Linked DNA regions of Homo sapiens: all the other regions are linked to region 2. A link is a contact called in ENCODE Hi-C or POLR2A ChIA-PET data. All regions are on one chromosome and are shown on one strand. The core of a region is the stretch at or near the end of the contact, and the rest is flanking DNA. Distances in the headings are between cores, read along the strand shown.

Region 1 (3,850 bases), core at 1,271-3,770, 250 kb after region 2:
GGAGCGCATCTCCCAGGCCCCCACCAAGCCACATGTCCTGCCCAGTCAGGGTCCACCTCCAGTCCCACCCCACATGGAGGTACCTGGGTTGGAGGCTGTTCATGACAACTTCCCAGGGCCAGGCACACGTCTTACAAGGACAGGACCCAGAACTGGAAAGGACCAGCCCCAGATCTGGCCACTTCACAGAAGCATCCCTTTCCTGGCCACCCCTTCACAGAAGCCATCCTGCCCCTGTCCCCAGAAGCCACCCCTGCCTTGCCAGCTCTGCGGAGGCTGGGCGAAGGTAGACTCTTGCTGAGCAAACTTCCGAGACCTAAACAATCCAAATGAGGAAGAAAACACAAGTGCAAGCAGAGACTTCCTCTGGGGCGTGGCGAGCCCTCTTCCTCCTCTTCCTCCACACGGGTGGCTGCAGTGAGCCCGGAGGCATGTGTCCACAAACCTGAATACAAGTGAGAATTGAGGGGGTCTGCGGGCACTTTGCCTTGGCCTCTGGCTGAGGAGGTCTTCCCACCCTTGGACATCTCAGAGAGTCTGGGGTCCGGGAGGCAGGTGGCCACCAGCACACAGCACCTGTGAACCTGGCATCTGCTAGACATTTGCACAGTGGCATCGGACTGGGTTCCCCTGGGGTCACTGCACACAAATATCTCCCAAACCCCAAGCCGAGCCCCCGCTGTTGCAGCCACGAGCAGAGCCAGCTCCTCTCACAGACCAGCAGCGGCTGTGGCTCAGGCACCCACTGACATGTCAGGAGACAGGGGCTTGGGAGCTGGGGTGGGGAAAAGTCTCCAAGATCACCCCCCAACCACATCTTTGAGGAGGGAGGTGGGTAAGACTTCCCCTTCCTGATGTGGAAGGCCACCTCTTAGCAAGGAAGGCAGTAGCCCTGCGACCCCTACCCCACCCCCTCACCTGAGACGATGCTTGAAGCCATTTGGGGCCTGGCTCCTGCTGTCACCCGCCCTGAGGCCCTGGTGGCAGCTGCCAGCAGGCATGGACAGGCCTCTGGATGCCCTCCAGCCAGTTCTCTACTGAGCCTGCCCGAGGCAGAGGAGATGCTTCCACCTGAGGACGCTCAGGGAGACCACCCTTCAGCCCTCAGGTGAGCCCCACAGCCATCAGCCATGGGATGTCTGGGTAGAGGCTCCCAGGCCAGAGGCTGGCACCACACCAAAAGGCCGCTGGCTGGGCAGCCAGGAAGTAGGGCCACTGGGGCAGCGGGGGAAGGCCCCAGGCAGGCATGGAGGAGAGCAGCCTGGACCTTCCCGGAGGTGACTTCCCAGGCCTGTCCCTGAGAAATCCAGTGCCCAGCCCTGCTCAGGCACGCTGTACCGGGAATTGGAACCACCTGGTAACAGGGGGGCCAGGTGCCTCTGCTACCAGCGCTGCTTTCTCCGGGAGCACAGCTGCCTCTTAGTGAGAGCTGCAAACGTGCCTCTCCGCTCTCTGCATCAAGCCAGGTTTTCATGAGCTTGGTTCAATTAGTTAATGTGGGGCCCGTGGGGACGGCCCGTGGCATGCTGAGCCCTCAGGGAGCACCGCCACCGTCACCTTCCTATCCTGGACAGCCCCCTGCCCCAGAGTCCACCTGGGCCTCAGGGGGTCTGAGATGCGGCACCGGACATCAGGGGCCTTCTCTCTTGGGGGCTCCTGAGCCTCGAGTCTCAGCCGACCTTGAGGAGTTATCTTACTGCACCCAAGGGTGCGCTCCCCAGCACGCTTCTCTTCCCAGAAGGATTCACACCTGGACTACCCTCCCGGAGGTGTGGAGCCAAATTCTGGGCTCCAGGTGGTCCCCTCCCCAGCCGGCTCCCTCCCCACGCCGGGCCTGCGAGAAGATGCGCACCCCCAGACACAGCAGCGCCTCTGAACTTCAAGGGAGAGTGCAGAGTTTGTGTTTCTGCGTTTCCCCACTTCCTTCCCTCCTCTGCTCCGGGGTCGCAGCTCCGACGGGGCAGGTGGCGCTGGGACAGAGCTCCCCCACACCAGCTCTCAGGAAGCACCTTCGTGCCGGCCGTCGCCGGTGGCGATACTCACACGGCGAAGTGGTAAACGAAGCATTTCCAGCCGGTGGGACGCTCGAGGAAGTTGTAGACGCGGCCCTGGACGTGGGTGCGCGCCAACACCGGGCGGCGCGTGCTGTAGATGGAGACGCGCGGGTCTAGGCTCACCGGCGGCCGCGGGCCAAGGTCGGAGGCAACTGGGGGCGCGGCGGGCGCGGCCGGGGACGCAGGGGGCGCGGGACCTGGGGCGCCGGGCGCGATGGGCGCGTAGAGCGCGCCGCCCGCCGGGCCGCCCTCCGCCAGCTCCAGCGAGAAGGGGCACTTCTTGGCCAGGCCCGCGCTGCCCCGCCGGGCGCCTGGCAGGCGGCCCCAACCCCAGCGCTTCCTCTCGGCCCTGGGCGGGGAGGAGGCCGCGGCCATAACGAGGAGGGCCTGCCGGGGGGCCGGCCCGAGCGGCGGCACCGGGAGCTGCAGCGAAGGCGAGCGCCCGGGCGCAGTGCGGGCAGCCACTGCTGCCAGCCCCGCCGCGGGGGGCCGCTGCCGGCCCAGCCCGGGCGCTCGGGGCGGGGCCGGAGGGGGCAGTGGCCGAGGGCCGGTCCCATGGGACGGCGTGCCCCGCCCCCGCCTGCACGCCCCGCCCCCGCCGGTCCGGCGCGCACAGGGCGTCCCTGCCCGCGCCCACCGGCTTGGCCCGCCCTCTCCCCACGGACCGGCCTGGCCCTGCCTCCGCCTCACCCCCTGGCTTGGCCTGTCCGCGCCCCCGCCCCCGCCTGCGCCCCCGCCCCCACCCCCACCCCCGCCCGAGCCCACCTGCTTAGCCCCGCTCGTGTCATCTATCCCGCTTGGCCCCGCCCCCTCCTCGCCCACCTGTTTGGCCCCGTTCCAGTGTGCATTTACCCCGCCTGGCCCCGCCCCCTCCCCGCCCACCTGCTTGGCCCCGCCCTCACCCACCTGCTTGGCCCCGCCCCGTCTGCATCTCCCCTGCTTGCTCCTGCCCTGCCCTCACCCACCTGCTTGGCCCCCACTTCTGATGCCCGCCTGCTCTGCCTGGCCCGGAGGAGGACCCCAGCTGCGCCAGGGAGGAAGGGGTAAGGCCTGGCCGATACCACGACCGAGAACGGCACAGCGGGGGCAGGAGGGGCGGGGTAGGGTGCCGGCATCTACTTTCCCTCCCTCTGAGCCACTCCGGAGTTGGGGTTGGGGGGAGGAAAGGGATGTCCTGGGTGAGGGTGTGCTGGCCCCGCGATCACTGTGAGCGCCCCCGGGTGCCCAGGCGCGCGAGCTGCGGGCGGCGAATACGCTCGGGTCGCTTCCCACCAGGGCCCTTGGACCGGGAGGGTGAGATGGGACCACCACTGTCAGGTACCTCCCAGTGGGAGCTGTGTGGGTGGGGAGCCGGCAGGGCTGCTGGGGGGTGGGGGCGGCACAGCCGGGGTCTGGACCTGGTTTGACTGCCGGGCATAGCAGGCGGGGCTGCCTGGGCAGTTAAAGGGAGAGGCGCTTGCGCCACCCTAGTAACTTGGAGAATGGGCGCCTTGTCCTCCCCACCGTCGAGACCGCGCTGCCGCTGCGCCCCGTGGATTCCCCTGGGTGGGGGTGGGTTGGTCACATCGGAAGATTTTCACAGGTCTCTGCACTGCCTCCCGCCCGCTACTGGCATTTGGGTCTCAGCACGTCTCAGGCTTGGGGGGGGGGTGGGGGGCAGCCAACAGAAGAGACCGGCTTTTTTCAGGATACTGCACACAGCCCTGAGGCAGGGACTAAAGGTGGAGCTCAGCGGTGACTCTCCGCCCCGCCAGGAGACCCATAACTCATGTGACACTTCCAGGTCGTCCCTGAGC
Region 2 (3,983 bases), core at 1,409-3,908:
GGTTAGGTAGAGGGTGGAGGCAAGCCCAGAACATGAAAATCTATATAAATGAATCAACTACTTGTAAGATATGTCCCCATCCAGGCCCACAATTAGAACCCACAGTTTTGTTAAGTGTAAGACCAAATAAGCTCAATTTTCATGACTTTACAAATCAGTTTTCAAGATAAAAATCCTAACCAACACCCTTTGTCACTCTTTAGTAGGAGGGTGGACACCATTTTAAGTGAAATTGATTTAGGGAGCTTTTCAGCCTGTGTTCGACATCCTTGGAGAACACAACAACAAAGGCTGGGAGACAGCTCTGTGTCCAAGAGCGAGGACTGAAGGAGTCCACCAGGCTACCTCCTCCATCTGATGCAGCTAACAAAGGCCCAAAGAAAAATGGCCACGTTTCGAAAATCTGTCTTTCCCACCAGAATGTAAACCCCACATGAGTGGGACTTTTATTCTGGTGAAATCTGTGAAATGACTCTGAAGACCTGGGATCCTGCTCCCCTGACCTCCTGGGGAGGTAGAAATGGACATGCAGGGAGGGTGATCAGGGGAGGATTCTGGCCTCCTGAGGAAGGCTGAGGAAGGCCAGAGGAGGCCTGGGGGCCACAGTGAGGCTGGAATTGAGCTGCACCCCAAGCAGCAAAAAGGAGCAGGACAGGGGCCTGAGGCCACCCTCAACTCAACATTCCTGACCCTGTCTTCTCACATAATCTCTCTCGTTTCCTATCTCAATGGCTCCAAGAGGCTGTCAGCATCACCTCCATCCTACAGGCGGGGAAATGAGACTTGCAGGTATCTCTGCATTGCAGAGTCCAGGCCAGGGTCAGGACTCCAGCCCTGCCCTGCTCTTTTTGGTCAGGGGCAGAGAATAATAGTGGTCACTGAGTGGGAGTTGTGATCCTTTGGATGTCAAGAGAGAGGCTGGGCACAGAGGAAGCAGGCAGACAGGCAGCTGATAATCTGTCCTGAGGAGGCAGGAAGGTGGGAAAGCCACTTGGGAGCTGAAGTTCCAAGCTCCATTTTCCCCTCAGACTTCACTTCTAAAACACAAGTTCAAAGATAGTAACTATCAAGAATTTCAAGACAGTGACATTATAGCGTGAAACCCTGAGTCTGGGGTGCACCTGAGCACTGGCTCTGAGTGATGGCACTGGTTGCACAGCTGCCTCTCGGACAGGCAGATGACAAAAACTTCCCAGCTAGATAGTGAGGGTGGACTGCGCCCTCTGATCAGACACATGAACTCCCTGGGCCAGTGCGAAGGGACAGGCGCCCAGGGGATGTGTCACTTGTGCCCAGATTGCCTGTGGGCTGAGCAGGAGGCAGGGAGTGGACTCATCTGGGCGTCGTTGCTGAAGGCCTGAAAGGAATCACTTGCTGCCTGAAAAAATGACACCATTTTCTCTTTCTCTTCTGGGCTGAAGAACAACAAAACCCCCAACCCGGTCACCCTTGGAGAGAGATTCCTGGCTCTCCCGTAGACGTATATTTTCGGCAGAGGCAGTGAAGATGAATGGCCTCCTTGCGTGCCTTGGTGGGGGGACGGCTGGCTCGCTTGGCTGGCTCCAGCCTCCCCCTTCCTCCTGTGTTTGAGGTCAACCCTGGGTTGGGGTTGTAACAACTTTCGAGAACATACCCAGAGTCCTGCATTCCAACACTGTTTTTGCAGTCCACATGGAAGGGCCAAACGGCCCCCAGCCTTGCCAGGGAAGCCTCAGGGTGTGAACTTCTAGAGGGGGCTTTTGTGACCCAGGCTTTTGTCCCCGGAGTTTATGGCAATGCTTGGCATTCAGAAGGCGCGCGCCAGCGGCGCGGAGGGGACGGACAAGGGGAGGGGCCGGCAGACGCGGTCAAGTGTCACGCCCGGATGGGGGATGGGAGGTGGGCAGGGCGGGCCCGGCCGGGCGCTGGCAGGCGCGGGGCGCCCTCGGCGCTGCCCTTTGCCAGGTGGGTGGCCTGGCATGTCCCGGCCACCCCTGCCACTCACCCCCTGAGGTCCCAAGTCCTCAGGGGTGAGCGGCAGACACGGGTGTTCCAGGCACAGCAGTGGGGGCTTCAGAACATCCCGATCCCCTGCATGGACCCGCTGGGAGGGGGGAAAACGCCTCCCGCACCCGGTGCCACGGCGGTGGAGACCTTGCCCGGGTTCGAGGGTCGCTGCAGCGGCGCCGGCGGAGGGGCTGGTCTCGGGCGTGGCCTGGACGCCCACAGGCCTCCACACCGAGGGCCCACAGCAGTGTCGGGGTGCGGCCGCTGTCCTCACGCGGTCACCCCGGGGTGGTGAACACATCACGCAGAGAACTGGCCCGTGTCTCCAGCTCACCCCGGCGATGCCAACGCTGAGGCTGGCGCTGGCCCCGGCCCCCGGTGGTGCTCAGGGACGACGGGTGGGGGCAGGGAGGGCGGCGGCTCGCGCCACCTCACACCCAGCCAGTGCCTCATGCGGCGCTGGACCCGCTGGGCCAATCTGAGCCCGGGTGGCATCAAAACGAGACTCTTTCGGCCAATGACAGGACACGGCACATCACTTTCCGCACCCAGCCAATCCGTGCAGCAGCCCGCCGCAAGCCTTCCCCTGCTGCCGCCCAATCAGCAGGTGGGGGGCGGTCGCCACGTCGGCAGCGGCGGGGGCAGTCGGAGCGCTGCCGCAGTCTCCAGGCAGAACGGTCGCCGCGTCGCCTCAGCACGGACCTCCAGGGAGCTCCTCAGCAAGATCCTGCCAGGGCGCCCCTCAGCGCGATTCTGCCGGGGTGCCTCTCAGCGTGGTCCTCCCCGGGGCTCCTCAGCACGATTCTCCCGGTGCGCCCCTCAGCGCGGTCCTCCTCGGTGCGTCAGTCATCGTGGTTCTCCCCGGCGCGCCCCTCGGCGCGGTTCTCCTCGGGGCTCCTCAGCGCGGCGCTCTTCTGGGGGCTCCTCGGCGCAGTTCTCCCCGGGGACTCCTCGGCGCCGTTCTCCTCGGGGCACCCGGGGCTTTTCGGCGCGGTTCTCCCCGGGGGTTCTTCGGCGCGGTTGTCCCCGGGGGTTCTTCGGCGCGGTTCTCTCCGGGGGCCTCTCGCCGCGGTTCTGTTCTCCCCGGGGGCTCCTCAGCATGGTTCTCCTCCGCGCGGTCCTCCCTGGGCCTCCTCAGCGCGGCACTCTCCTGGGGGCTCCTCAGCGCGGCACTCTCCCCGGGGGCTCCTCAGCGCGGCACTCTCCCGGCGGCTCCTCAGTGCGGTTCTCCCAGACTCTCCTCAGCGCGGCCCTCCCCATCTCTCTGGGAGGGTTTGAACACGGTCAGCACGGACCTGGGCGGACGGCGCGGGACGGGTGATCACTGGCGTTGCTGAGGTGAGCTGTGTGCCCCGCGGCCGTCCCAGATCACAGGCGTCAGCAGTGCAGCCTGGCCTGGGCAGTGCGCTCCCATCTGCACCTTATGGACAGCGTGGCCAGGGTCGAGGTCCGAGTTCCTGGCCGCGTCCCAAGGATCGGATTCCGGGTCTATAGTTCTCATGGTGGTTCAGAGTGGGCTGAATTGGGATTGGAGTCTGGAATCCGCATCGTGGTTCTGAGTCCGCGCTATTGGGATGGAAGTTGGGAATCCATGTTGTGGTTTTGAGTCAAAGCCCGAATTGGGACCGGAGTCGGAAATCCACTTAGTGGTTCTGAGTCAGGGCCCGAATTAGGATCGGAGGTGGGAATCCCCGTTGTGGTTCTGAGTTAGGTATCCTAGTTGGGATCAGAATTCGGGTCTAGGGTCCACATCCTGGCTGGGAGTTTGCCTGAGTTGGGATCTGAGTAGTTGGGGTCCCAGTCAGTCCGGGTCTGGAGTCCGCATGGTGGTTTTAGGTAGGGCCTCATTAGGGACAGAGGATCGGGAGTCTGAGTTGGGGACCTGAATCCCGGTCTGGAGTCTGCATCATGGCTCTGAGTTGAGATCCAAGGGAGGTCCGAGTTGGCGACTGGAGTCAGGGTCTGGAGTCTGTCTTTGGGTAGAGGTTCTGAATGGG
Region 3 (4,131 bases), core at 1,632-4,131, 230 kb before region 2:
ATGTCCATAAAGACACCCTGGGGGCTCCTGAAGTCACCTGCTGGTCCAGGGCTGGTAAGGCTTGGGAGTCGGCTCCCTCCAGCCCCCACATTGGCAACCAGGTTCAGGCTGGTTTGGCCGAGCAGGGGCCCAGGGTGTCTAGCAGCTGCTGGGGAGGCCAGGGCCACTACAACTGAGCCCCTGGGGCAGGGACTGTGGGCAGAGAAGCTGCCTGGGGAGGCCTGGCCTCCAGGGCTCAGACCTGATTTCCAGCAGCCCCTAAAGGGCCATCCACCCCCATACCCCCCAGGTCTTCACAGTGTCCATGAGGGGAATAGCAGAGAGGGGCTGAGTGGGCAGGAAATCCCCTAGGGAGGGCAGGGCCTCTGAATCTCGGCTGCACACCCTGCCCCCTGGCCTCCCAGCTCCTGCCCCACCTGTCAGAGCATCACCCCTGGGTTGTAAGTCCTGCCCCCAGGGGAGTGAGTTTCCCAGCCTCCCTTGAGAGGGCCACTGGGGTACAGGCAAAGAGAGGAGCTGGGCGGGGCTGGGGGAGCACACCTCACCTGGCCTCACCTGGTTTCCAAACCCTCTTCCTCCCCCTCATTTCTCTCAGCCCCTTATCTGCTCCTGCCTGTTCTCTGTCCCTTCCCCAAGGCCCTCTCCATCCTGAACCAGTTTCCTCTTCTGTGGAACAGGGGCTGGAGTGCCCACTTTGGGGAGTTCTCTGGGTTAGGTGGAGGCTGGGCACAGTGGTGGCATACGGGCACCACTGGCCCTTCAAGGTCTCCTTGGAATCTTCGAGGGCACGCCCTCCCCACAGAGTCCTCCAAGCTGTCCTCCTGGCCTCCAGTACCCCCGACCCCTATCCCCATCCTCATGTACCTGCTGTGCCCCTGGGGTTTAGAGGGATTCCTCTCCCCTCCTCTGGGGTCCCAGCACCAGCCAGGCCTGCAGGCACACAGTAGGTGCTTAAGCAACCACGAGTGTCGGGGGATTTGCCTGGAGCCGAAGTTCCACTGGCTGGCCCCTCAATGGGGTAGGCAGGCTGGTGGGCCTGGAGGTGTTCCAGGCACCTGTGGGCTGGCGCAGTGACAGAGCGCTCTGCCCCCGGCCGCTTCTCCTGGTCTCCCACTGCCCAGAGGTGCCTCTTGCCCAGGTCCCACTGTCCGGCAGCCCAGGGCCCTCTGGAAGCAAAAGAAGGGACACCAGAGTCCGAATCCTTCCTGCAGCCTCTCCGGAACAATGCTCGAATCCCCTCTCCCCGCCAAAGGCTGACCTCCCCTCACCCACCCACCCTACCTGCTGCTCCCTCACCACAGGATCCCAGCCCTGCTGCAAGGACAGGTGTCAGGTAGGGGGCAGTGTTGACCCGCCGGCCCCAGGCAGGTGTCTCACTCCCAGGCCAGAACCCTGGCACAGCCCAACCCTGCCCTCTGCCGGCACTGCCCCTCCACACCACATCCCTGCCCACTGCCAGGTCCTCTGGCCACACCGGTGGGACCACCGGGCAGCTGCTACCTGCATGCCATTCACAGAACCGGGTCTGGGGCGCTCCTCTGAGCCGGACGTCTCTTTATCCTTTACAGTGACCCTGAAGGGCAGGTGGAGGTAGGGCTGGTCCCAGGTCTGGGTTTTACGCTCTGCTGCCACTGTCTTGACATTTTAAATACATTTTGAATCAGGGGACTCTCGTTTTCATTTTGCGTGAGCCCCGTCATTGAGGCCAATTCTGACCCCAGAGTTGGGACTTCCTGCTGTAACCACCCCAGGGCGCAGCTAGGGGGCAGGGGTGCGGGAAGGTGGGAGACGTGGAGTAGTAGCCGGGGTCTCTGGGGTCCTCTCGGCCGGCTCCACCCCCACCCCTGGGAACCCGGGAAGAGCCGGCTTTCGCTTCCTGTCTATTAAACCCTTTAAAGGAAGAGGGTAAATAAAACCGCCCGTCTGCCCAGCTGGAAAGCGATGACTCAGCCGCCCCCGCCGACCCTCGCCCCCAGGCTGATCCCAGAGAGCGGGCGTCGCGGCCCAGCCCGAACCCCTCAGCTCCTGGGACCTCTCTCCGGTCCGGGTCGTGGGGGCGCGGTCGGAGCAGTCCGTACCCCAGTTCGGGACACTACGAGGGCGCAGGGAGGAGAACGGGCTTCCTCTTCCCCTTCCATTTTCTGAGCTCTATGGGTTGCTGGTCTAGCCCTTTCCACGTGTTCCCTAATCCAGCAAAGGTTACTGTTCCCATTTCACAGAAGCGAAAACCGAGGCTAAGAGAGGTGGTCGTTCTTGGCGCAGCCCGTGGGTGGCAAGATAGGAGCTCGGTCCGCTAGGGCAGGGCCACTTTCGGAGAGGGTCTCTGGGCGGCCCTGGGAAAGGCCCCCGAACAGGACGGAACGGCCAGGGCTCGGGAGTAAGGAAGGGGGCCTCGACCCTCCTTCTGCCCCGGGAGCCCGAGAGCGGCAGGGCTGGACTTGGGGCGCCTGGAGGGTGAAGGTCTGGTCCCGGCTGTCTCCCCACGGTGGGCCGGCCCCGGGCCCGCGGGTGCTTCCCGGGGCTCCCCGGCGTGAGTCATCGCGGGCAGGGCTGGCTGCAGCGCATTCTTCCGCGGGGCCGGCCTGCGAGACGGTGCGGGCGAGCGCCCGGGCGGGGCGGGACCTCGAGTCACCCCACGGGGCCGGACAGCTGGGGCACGGGGGGCAAGAGGAGCGCGGGCTTCTGAGATGGGAGGGGACGGCCGGGGACCGACCAGAGCGCGGACGCGACGGTGCGGGCCCGGACGGCTGGGCTTGGGGAGGGTATGGCCCGGGGCGCGCGGGGCTCAGGCGGGCGGGGTGGCCCGAGGGCCGGGGCGGGGCGGGGAGGGGCGGGGCGGGGAGGGGCAGCTATAAAGGCCGCGCCGGGGCCACGAGGAGCAGAGCCGGCGCCGTCACCGCCCGCATTGCCGCTCCCAGTCCCGCGCTCGGCACGACATGAAATCCCCCGACGAGGTGCTACGCGAGGGCGAGTTGGAGAAGCGCAGCGACAGCCTCTTCCAGCTATGGAAGAAGAAGCGCGGGGTGCTCACCTCCGACCGCCTGAGCCTGTTCCCCGCCAGCCCCCGCGCGCGCCCCAAGGAGCTGCGCTTCCACTCCATCCTCAAGGTGGACTGCGTGGAGCGCACGGGCAAGTACGTGTACTTCACCATCGTCACCACCGACCACAAGGAGATCGACTTCCGCTGCGCGGGCGAGAGCTGCTGGAACGCGGCCATCGCGCTGGCGCTCATCGATTTCCAGAACCGCCGCGCCCTGCAGGACTTTCGCAGCCGCCAGGAACGCACCGCACCCGCCGCACCCGCCGAGGACGCCGTGGCTGCCGCGGCCGCCGCACCCTCCGAGCCCTCGGAGCCCTCCAGGCCATCCCCGCAGCCCAAACCCCGCACGCCATGAGCCCGCCGCGGTGAGTGACTGCCCGCGTCCCGGCGAGCCCTGCGCCCTAACAGCCGGGACCGGGGCCTTTGGGAAAAACCACTTCAACCCCAGACGGCGGGGCGGGGGCGCTGCACCTCCTTGGGGGACCCGGCGCCCCGCAATCGCGCTGGCCCCCTCGCGTCAGGGTCTCGGGGCCCCTCAGGCTGGACCCGGACCGGCCCTGGCACAGCTCTCTGACCCAGTCCTTTCCCCACAGGGCCATACGCTGGACGAGTCGGACCGAGGCTAGGACGTGGCCGGCGCTCTCCAGCCCTGCAGCAGAAGAACTTCCCGTGCGCGCGGATCCTCGCTCCGTTGCACGGGCGCCTTAAGTTATTGGACTATCTAATATCTATGTATTTATTTCGCTGGTTCTTTGTAGTCACATATTTTATAGTCTTAATATCTTGTTTTTGCATCACTGTGCCCATTGCAAATAAATCACTTGGCCAGTTTGCTTTTCTACCATCCGGCTGTGGCTCAGTGAGACTCCTGCTGGGAGGGTGGAGGCCCAGGAATGGGCGGGCAGGACACCCTCATCCAGTCCTGCGGGGCTGGTGTGAAAGGCGCTGGGAACCGGCTTTGAATGAATAAATGAATCGTGTCATCTGCTGGGCCTGGTCCACACCCTCTTTTCCAAGCAGCCTCCCCAGAGGCCAGGAAGTGCCCTGGGGCTTGACCCTGGCTACCTTCTGCTCCTTGGTGTGTCCTGAGG

The links. Hi-C counts contacts between places; a loop is a spot of excess contacts on that map. ChIA-PET counts read pairs that join two places held with the same protein, here RNA polymerase II (POLR2A). Pooled maps may share reads with other maps.
Region 1: a loop to region 2 is called in a pooled map, with 6 times the contacts of the local background. The contact joins the promoter of KCNQ1 here to the promoter of KCNQ1OT1 in region 2. A Hi-C loop is called at or near these places in 6 of 50 pooled maps. POLR2A ChIA-PET finds 5 or more read pairs at or near these places in 2 of 52 experiments (H1 and activated CD8-positive, alpha-beta memory T cell).
Region 3: a loop to region 2 is called in a pooled map, with 10 times the contacts of the local background. The contact joins the promoter of PHLDA2 here to the promoter of KCNQ1OT1 in region 2. A Hi-C loop is called at or near these places in 1 of 168 maps with a recorded cell type or tissue (HCT116) and 7 of 50 pooled maps. POLR2A ChIA-PET finds 5 or more read pairs at or near these places in 3 of 52 experiments (Caco-2, H1 and K562).

The regions. Positions count from the first base shown.
Region 1 is chr11:2,443,678-2,447,527 of GRCh38, reverse strand. KCNQ1 (potassium voltage-gated channel subfamily Q member 1) reads right to left here and starts at 2,520. Exons shown (of 16, transcript NM_000218.3): 1 at 2,044-2,520. The coding sequence starts at 2,429. TRPM5 (transient receptor potential cation channel subfamily M member 5) reads left to right here and starts at 3,014. Exons shown (of 29, transcript NM_014555.4): 1 at 3,014-3,097. RefSeq lists silencers at 2,531-2,600, 2,611-2,720.
Region 2 is chr11:2,698,669-2,702,651 of GRCh38, reverse strand. It overlaps KCNQ1OT1 (KCNQ1 opposite strand/antisense transcript 1), which reads left to right and starts at 2,658. Exons shown (of 1, transcript NR_002728.4): 1 at 2,658-3,983. All of the region lies in intron 11 of KCNQ1 (potassium voltage-gated channel subfamily Q member 1), which reads right to left. RefSeq lists silencers at 2,175-2,244, 2,255-2,524 and an enhancer at 1,218-2,457.
Region 3 is chr11:2,928,170-2,932,300 of GRCh38, reverse strand. PHLDA2 (pleckstrin homology like domain family A member 2) reads left to right here and starts at 2,881. Exons shown (of 2, transcript NM_003311.4): 1 at 2,881-3,405; 2 at 3,634-4,028. The coding sequence starts at 2,937. The coding sequence ends at 3,395. RefSeq lists enhancers at 1,777-2,385, 2,386-2,995, 2,996-3,604.